2 separate regions of the Homo sapiens genome follow, and region 1 is linked to region 2. The links are chromatin contacts, found by Hi-C or POLR2A ChIA-PET in ENCODE. All regions are on one chromosome and are shown on one strand. The core of a region is the stretch at or near the end of the contact, and the rest is flanking DNA. Distances in the headings are between cores, read along the strand shown. Region 1 has its middle 14 kb from the start of SNORA53. Region 2 has its middle 15 kb from the start of SLC25A3.

What was found. A loop is a pair of places that touch in the nucleus more often than their neighbours do. ChIA-PET counts read pairs that join two places held with the same protein, here RNA polymerase II (POLR2A). Pooled maps may share reads with other maps.
Region 1: a map of Caco-2 shows a loop between it and region 2 (12-fold over the local background). The contact joins two enhancer-like sites. A Hi-C loop is called at or near these places in 1 of 168 maps with a recorded cell type or tissue (Caco-2), 1 of 37 single-sample maps with no recorded cell type and 4 of 50 pooled maps. POLR2A ChIA-PET finds 5 or more read pairs at or near these places in 10 of 52 experiments (A673, B cell, GM12878 and 7 more).

What each region holds. Positions count from the first base shown.
Region 1 is chr12:98,611,039-98,615,395 of GRCh38, forward strand. It overlaps a transcript of IKBIP not described here. Among named protein-coding and RNA genes, the nearest start is that of SNORA53, 14 kb to the left of the region's middle. RefSeq lists an enhancer at 1,771-1,960. Within about 2 kb of position 2,038, at least 5 of the 41 ENCODE cell types and tissues checked have a DNase peak (open chromatin) inside an H3K27ac peak, as active enhancers do.
Region 2 is chr12:98,576,060-98,580,630 of GRCh38, forward strand. No RefSeq gene overlaps it. Among named protein-coding and RNA genes, the nearest start is that of SLC25A3, 15 kb to the right of the region's middle. Within about 2 kb of position 2,509, at least 3 of the 41 ENCODE cell types and tissues checked have a DNase peak (open chromatin) inside an H3K27ac peak, as active enhancers do.

The DNA.
Region 1 (4,357 bases), core at 788-3,287, 35 kb after region 2:
AAAACATATATTGATGAGAGATTACACATATAAACACAAATATTTCAAGTGTATACTGTAATGCCAGAACTCTGGGAGGCCAAAGCAGAAGAATCACTTGAACCCAGGAGTTCAAGACCAGCCTGGGCAGCATAGGGAGATTCCATCTCTACCAAAAAAAAGAAAAAAAAAGAAAAAAAGAAAAAAGAAATTAGCCAGGCATGGTGGCTTGAGACTGTAGTCCCAGCTACTCAGGAAGCTGAGGTGGAAGGATCATTTGAGTCCAGGAGGTCAAGGCTGCTGTGAGCCATGATCACACCACCGCACTCCAGCCTGGGTGAAAAAGTGAGAACCTGTCTCAAAAATAAAAATAAATAAAAATTTAAAAAGTGTACCCTTTGATGAGTTTTGACATATATCTATCACAATGAAGATAATAAACATCCTTCACTCCTTTTCCTTGTGGCTCTTTGTAATCTATACCTGTCTCCATCTCTATCTACAGTTGTGATGGATAATTTTGTTTCAAGCTGCCTGGGCTAAGGGATGCCCAGATAGCTGGTAAAACATTATTTCTGGGTGTGTCTGTGACAGTGTTTCCAGAAGAGCTTAGCATTTGACTTGGTAGACTGCATAAAGAAGATCACTTTCGTTAATGTGGGTGAGCATCATCCCATCCATTGAGGGCCTGGATAGAAAAAAGGCAGAAGGGTGAATCTGCTACTCTTTGAACTGGGACATCTATCTTCTCCTGCCCTCAGACATCAGTGTTCCTGGTTTTGGGCCTTTGGTCTTTCACGAGGGCTTAGGCCATCACTTCCTTTGGTTGTCAGGCCTTCAGACTCACTCTGAATTAAACCACTGGCTTTCCTAGTTTTCCAGTTTGCAGATGAAAGATTGTGTGATTCTTGGCCTCCATAATCATGTGAGCCAATTCCTAGAATCTATCTATCTATCTATCTATCTATCTATCTATCTAATCTATCCACCCATCCATCCACCACCCACCTACCTACCTACCTACCTACCTATCAATCATCTGTCTATCCATCCATCCTATTGGCTCTGTTTCTCTGGAGAATCCTAATGCAACAGGCAACCACTGATCTACTTTCTGTCACTTTAGATTATTTTGCATTTTCTAAAGTTTTATGTAATTGGAATTGATAAAACTTTTGCCAATGCTGTTAGAGCTCCCCCCTCCCCTTTTTTTTTTTCCCCCTGAGATGTAGTCTTGCTTTGTCTCCCAGTCTCCCAGGCTGGAGTGCAATGGTGGGATGTCTGATCACTGCAACCTTTGCCTCCTGGGTTCAAGCGATTCTCCTGCCTCAACTTCCCGAGTAGCTGGGATTACAGGTGCCCACTACCTTGCCCGGCTAATTTTTGTATTTTTAATAGAGACGTGGTTTCACCATGTTGGCCAGGCTGGTCTCAAACTCCTGACCTCAGGTGTTACACCCGCCTCGGCCTCCCAAAATGCCGGGATTACAGGCGTGAGCCACGGCGCCCAGATTTAGGGCCTCCTCTTCTAGTTGCTTTGGCTACTTCTGGTCACATCCTCATCAGACGAGTTGTGTTGCTTTGAGGCAGAGTCTGTCTGAGGCTTGGCAAGCCCCCTTCAATCTACACCCTCCCCCACAACCCTTGCTCTAGAAGCCACTTTCCAGCCCCTTTTATTAAGTAACCTACTTGCTATGGCCTGAATGTGTCTCCCCAAAATTCATACGTTGAAATCCAATGTGAGACATTTGGGAGGTGATTAGGTCATAAGGTAGGAGTCTTCATGGACAGGATTAGTGCCCCTATAAAAGAGGCCCCAGATTGCTGCTTGCTCCTTCCACCACGTGAGGACACAGCTAGAAGGTGCTATGAACCAGGAAGTGGGCCCACACTAGACACTGAATCTGCCAGTACCTTGATCTCAGACTTTCCAGCCTCTAGAACAGTGAGAAATAAATTTGTTAGTTACAGGCTACCTAAAGTTCTTGCTATACTATTATACACCAGCCCAAATAGACCGAGACACTACTGTTCCTTTCCCTGTTTCCTAAAGCCATGAAGGACCCAGATAGGCTTTTATTTTTTTTCCCCTGCAGCTCACTGTGACCTTTCTAGTTTCTCTTCCTCTAACTGGATAATGAATGCCGCAGCCCTGTCCCCTGAGGGGTCCCTTCAGTTAGGTCCCTAAACACACATGCTGGGCTCCCTGGCAGCCAGAGAGGGCAAGTGGGGATTCAGATCCTGCCCCTTCGAGATCTCCCCATGCTAACTAGCACATTCTGCTTCTCCTATGTGTGTGTGTGTGTGTGTGTGTGTGTGTGTGTGTGGGTAACAACATGTATGTCAGAAGGATGGATAAAGTTCTTGCTATGTAAAGTTGCAAAAATAGGTTTTAGCATATTTATTTTGGAAAATCAACCTGTTTTAAAGTTTTATTTTTACTGTACAAAATAGGATTAAATATAAAATGACTTTTGCTCCAAAATATCATTATTTTTGATTTACCAGTCTTCTCATGAGAGGTCCCATTAAAAAAATTACCTTAGTCTAATCTCAATAATGTCAAACTAATTCATATCTGAAATGTGTGCTATTTCATCTTTAATATCCTTAATCTCAGCTTGGACTATTGTTAAATTAGATATTTTTTCACTTAAGAAAGCAATTTCTTTCTCTCTTTGTAGTAAGTCGGTAACCAATCTCCCAATGCGTAGTGTTAAATCATTTACTAATGGTTCTAAACGGGAAAAGTCCTTCTTTAGATTATACACCTTTGGTTTTAGATCATTTGCAAAAGTCACTGTCTTCAGAACTTTGGCTCTGTCACCTTCTAAGCTTAGAAATCTATCTGTATGTTTGTCGAAGTCACTCTTTAGTTCGGTTAGCGTCTTCTTAACAGAGTTAATTCTTTGTGAATTTTCAGATGCTGTCTTTCGGAGCGTTGCTGTTCGATCAATACTGCTTGAAAGAAGATCACCTATATTTTTTACTGTATTTTTTTCTACTTTCTCTATTTTATTTTCTAGTTCTTGCACAGAATCTGTCAATGATATTACATCAGTTACTAAACCTGAAATCCGTCGTATATCTGTTTTTACACTTGTAATCTTGAGACCAACATCTTTTGCCATGGAAGTTGTACTTTGGTCTACTTTTGTAATGTCTTGAGAAAGCGTCGTCAGACTGTTGTTCAGTATATCCTGTTTTTCAGTTATCCTATTGGACCAAGTTTTTACCTCATTAATTTCTTCCTGTAGACGCTTTAGATGAGCAATTATTTGAAAAGACTTCAATTGTTCCATGATAGCTTCAGATTTCTGCCACTATAAGAAAATATAATATCACAATGATTAAATGTATTAGAAGCTTACCATTTAAAATTCATCTTAAATTTTATATTTCTTTTTAATTTTAATTTTTTTTTTGAGACAGAGGCTTGTTCTGTTACCCAGGATGGAGTGCAGTGGCACGATCTTGGCTCACTGAAACCTCCACCTCCTGGGTTCCAGCGATTTTCCTGACTCAGCCTCCCAAGTAGCTGGGATTACAGGCACCCGCCCCCACCTCAGCTAACTTTTTTTGTATTTTTAGTAGAGACGGGTCTTCACCATGTTGGACAGGCTGGTCTCGATCTCCTGACCTCTGGTTATCTGCCCACCTCGGCCTCCTAAATCCATGCCTGGGATTACAGGCGTGAGCCACCACGCCCTGCCTTATGTTATTTTTTAACTACACTTTACTGTTCTTCTGGAAAGCATATGGTAAAAGACGACTTCAGAAGTAAGAGAATTTAGAACAATGTAAGTGAATTACTAATGAATAAGAAGGAAACATTAAGAAAATTTCATGAAATGTCCCTGGAAATTACATTTTTTACATTATAATATTTTCACAATTGGTCTTCTGTACAGTAATAAAATGAGCTACATGAGACAGTGATGTGGTTTTTCAGTTGCTGGAGAAGGGAAAAGGAAGTTTCCTCCAGTTGAGCTTTGCTAGGTGAGACAAGGCAACATAAGTTCTTTTTTATTTCAGCTTTATTAAGGTATAATTGACAAATTAAAATTGTATATATTTATTGTGTACAATGTAATATTTTGATATACATATCTACGCACATATTGTGAATGATTAAATCAAGCTAATGAACATATCTATCACCTCATGTATTTTTTTTTGTAGTAAGAATATTTAAGATCTACTCTCCTAGAAATTCTCTCTTTTTTTTGGAGATGGAAGTCTCACTCACTCTGTACCCAGGCTGGAATGCAATAGCCCCATCTCTGCTGACTGCAACCTCTACCTCCTGGGTTCAAGTGATTCTCCTGCCTCAGTCTCCAGAGTAGATGGTACCACAGTTGTGTGCCACCACGCCTGG
Region 2 (4,571 bases), core at 1,259-3,758:
ATCATGTAATCATGGTAATTGTTGATTCAGGCAAGAATAATCAATAGATGTGAAAATTACTGGGTATGTGATTTTTGAAAAACAGGATATTTACATAGTCTCAAAAGTATCTCTTTATAAATTACTGGTTAATTACAAAGGGAAAAATAATAACTTTACAGTGAAGAAATTTGATAGACACCACCTTTAACTAAGTGATCAAAGTTAACCTCACCCTAGGAATGGTATAAATCACCAAGTGTTTCCTGAGGGGTGCACTGAGCAGAATACATCACTCACACAGTATCCCTTCTCTAAATGCACAACCTGAATGGAATCACAAAACTTCAGACAACTCTCAACTAAAGGAAATTTTACATAAATCGCTGGCCTGTACTCCTAAAAAATGTCAGGCCATTCTAAGTGGCATGAGATGGTATCTCACTGTGGTTTTGATTTGCATTTCTCTAATGACCAGTGATGATGAGCTTTTTTTCATATGTTTGTTGGCCGCATAAATGTCTTCTTTTGGGAAGTGTCTGTTCATATCCTTCACCCACTTTTTCATGGGGTTGTTTATTTTTTTCTTGTAAATTTGTTTAAGTTCCTTGTAGATTCTGGCGATCATTAAAAAGTTGGGAAACAACAGATGCTGGAGAGGATGTGGAGAAATAGGAACGCTTTTACACTGTTGGTGGGACTGTAAACTAGTTCAACCATTGTGGAAGACAGTGTGGCGATTCCTCAAGGATCTAGAACCAGAAATACTGTTTGACCCAGCAATCGCATTACTGGGCATATACCCAAAGGATTATAAATCATTCTATTATAAAGACACATGCACACATATGTTTATTGCAGCACTATTCACAATAGCAATGACTTGGAACCAACCCAAATGCCCATCAATGATAGACTGGATAAAGAAAATGTGGCACATATGCACCATGGAATACTATGCAGCCATAAAAAAGGATGAGTTCATGTCCTTTGCAGAGACATGGATGAAGCTGGAAACTATCATTCTCAGCAAACTAACACAGGAACAGAAAACCAAACACCGCATGTTCTCACTCATAAGGAGGAGTTGGATGATGAGAACACATGGACACAGGGAGGGGAACATCACACACTGGGGCCTGTTAGGGAAAGGGGGGCTAGGGGAGGGATAACATTAGGAGAAATACCTAATGTAGACGACAGCATGATGGGTGCAGCAAAACACCATGGCACGTATATACCTATGTAACAAACCTGCACGTTCTGCACATGTATCCCAGAACTTAAAGTATAAAAAAAAAATTATCTAGGGGTGACAGTGAGCAAAAATAAATAAATAAATAAGGCCAAGTGCCATAGCTCACGCCTGTAATCCTAGCACTTTGGGAGGCCCATGCTGGTGGGTCACTTTGAGCTCAGGAGTTTGAGACCAGCCTGGCCAACATGGTGAAACTTCATCTCCGCTAAAAATACAAAAATTAGCCAGGCATGGTGGCTCATACCTGTAATCCCAGCTACTTGGGAGGCTGAGATTGTAGGACTGCTTGAGCCAGGGAAACAGAGGTGGCAGTGAGCTGAGATGGTGCTGCCACCGCAGTCCAGTTTTAGCAAAGGGAGCTAAAGAGGCATGTGTACTAAATGCAATGTGTCATCCACGATTAGATACGGACCAGAAAAAAAGGCATTGTTGTAAATAAAGGACATTGTTGGGACAATTAGCAAATTTTGAATGTAGATTATAGGTTAGATTATTAGTATTAAATTTCCTGATTTTGATAATTATACTCTGCTTATGTAAGAGAATATCCTTGTCCCTAAGAAATGCACTCTGAGGCCGGGTGCGGTGGCTCACACCTGTAATCCCGGAACTTTGGGAGGCTGAGGCGGACAGATCACTTGAGGCCAGGAGTTTGAGATCAGCCTGACCAACATGGCAAAACCCCATCTCTACTAAAAATACAAAAACTAGCCAGGTGTGGTGGCACATGCCTATAGTCCCAGCTACTCAGGAGGCTGAGGCACGAGAATCACTTGAACCTCGGAGGTGGGGGTTGCAGTGAGCTGGGATCGTGCCACTGCACTCTAAGCCGGAGTGTCAGAGCAAGACTCTCCCCATCCCCCTCCCCCACAAAAAAAAGAAATGTACCTGAAGTATTTAGGGGCTAAACAGTATACTCTGCAGTTTACTCTCAAATGGTTCAAATTATATGGGTAGGTGGATGGGTGGAGGGATAATAGGTAAGTAGGTAGATAGATAAATAGATAGCCAGACATAGAGATAGATGGGAAAAAAAACTATTAAAGCAGTTGTGACGAAATATTAAAAACTGGTAAATCTGGATGAAGTATATATGAGTTATTTGTACTATTCTTACATCTTTTCTGTAAGTTTGAAATTATTTGAAAATTTAAAAACAATTATAATTAGAGGAGGAAGCACAGGGCTGTATTTTATACTGTAGTTTCTGAATGAACTCTGAATGATTACATCCAGATACTTACTACGGCCACCAGGAAAAAACATGCTAGCCTTTGGACTAGGTGTGGCTGTGATAGACATGATCCTGCTAACTACTGCTAGAAAAAATGGCTTTAACTCAACTAATCCAAAACCAAAATCATATTTTATGGATGACTGTTGCATTTCACTACCTTATAACTAAAAGTTGGATATAATAGTTTTGCTCATTGTTTCCTGGTGAACCTCATTGTTACCTTCTAAGAATGTCCACCAGGAAGCTACACATAGCTTATGTTATCTAGATTCAAAATCCATTCCAATGTATCTATTGAGTGTGGAGGAGACTGTTAGTACTATCTGAAAATCCATGTGCTCCTCCATATTTTCTCAGTCCTGTGTACCTGGGTGGTGTCACAGGATTAATTCTTGCCAAAAGAACATAAATGGAAGTGATGTGTCACTTTTACTCTGAGGCAGTTGAGTGCAGATGTGCCTTCTTGTTCCACCTCTTCCCCTTTAGCTGAACCTGTAGAGGTCATGTAGAGGTGGCAGAACCATAAAATGAAAGCAGCTTGAATCCCTGAGTCACCGCTTCAGGGAGAGTTCTCTGGAAAACCACCTGATCAGCACCAAACCTTACAGGAGCAAGAAATGTTATTGCATTATTTATTGTGTTATATTGTTAAGATTTTAGGTTAATTCGTTCATTCAAGATAGCCATATCGACTTACCATTCCTCTTTCTCTTCCCTCTTATTCCTTTTTCTTGTCTTTAAAAAACATTATTATTACTATTATTATAATTATTTTCTTCTCTTCAGGCAGGGCACGGCCAGTGAGACCTGTAAGGTTGGTACCAAGGAGGCACCCAGCAGGGTTAGGAAGTTGGTTACATACGGGGGTAATAAGTAAGTAAACGTATTGAAGATAATGAAAGCCAGGTTTATTATCTCTGTCAGAGAAGGGGGTTACAAATGTGGAAAGAAAAATAGACTGGAATGAACCCTGTGGTGTTGTGATTTGAAGATTTGAAATTGGAGATATCAGTGTGAACTCATGTGGTTTTTTGTTTTGTTTTGTTTTTTTCTTAGAGTCTCACTCTGTCACTCAGGCTGGAGTGCAATGGCATGATCTCTGCTCACTGCAACATCTGCCTCCAGGGTTCAAGCGATTCTGCTGTCTCAGCCTCCCGAGAAGCTGGGATTACAGGCGTGACCACCACACCCAGCTAATTTTTCTATTCTTGGTAGAGTCAGGGTTTCACCATGTTGGCCAGGCTGGTCTCGAGCTCCTGACCTCAAGCAATCCCCCTGCCTCGGGCTCCCAAAGTGTTGGGATTACAGACGTGAGCCACTGTGCCCATTCAGAACTCATGGTTTTTAAAAGAAAAGTTAGATGATAGACATAGATAGATAGATAGATAGATAGATAGATAGATGATAGGATAAAGATGGATAGAGATAAATGGATGACAGACAAAGATAGATATAGATTGATGGATGATAGAGATAGATCAGATAGATGGAGATGAATGATAGAGATGGATAGAGATAAGTGGATGGCAGAGATATAGATCAATGGATGACAGAGATAGATGATAGATAGATAGATAGATAGATAGATAGATAGATAGATAGATAGGCATGATAGACAGAGATGCATAGACAGAAATAAATGGATGAGGCTGGGCGTGGTTGCTCACACCTGTAATCCCAGCACATTGAGAGGCCGAGGTGGGCGGATCACCTGAGGTCAGGAGTTAGAGACCAGCCTGGCCAACATGGTGAAACCTCGTCTTTACTAAAATACAAAAATCTAGCCGGGCGTAGTGGCAGGTGCCTGTAATCCTAGCTACTTGGAATGCTGGGGCAAGAGAATCGCTTGAACCCAGGAGGTGGAGGTTGCAGTGAGCCGAGATTGTGCCACATTGCACTCCAGCCTGGGCGACAAGAGCAAGACTCCGTCTCAAAAGAAAAAAAAAAAAAAAGAAATTGGCCAGGCATGGTGGCTTACGCCTCTAATCTCAGCACTTTGGGAGGCCAAGGCAGGCAGATCACCTGAGGTCAGGAGTTTGAGACCAGCCTGACCAACATGGAGAAACCCTGTCTCTACTAAAATACAAAATTAGCTGG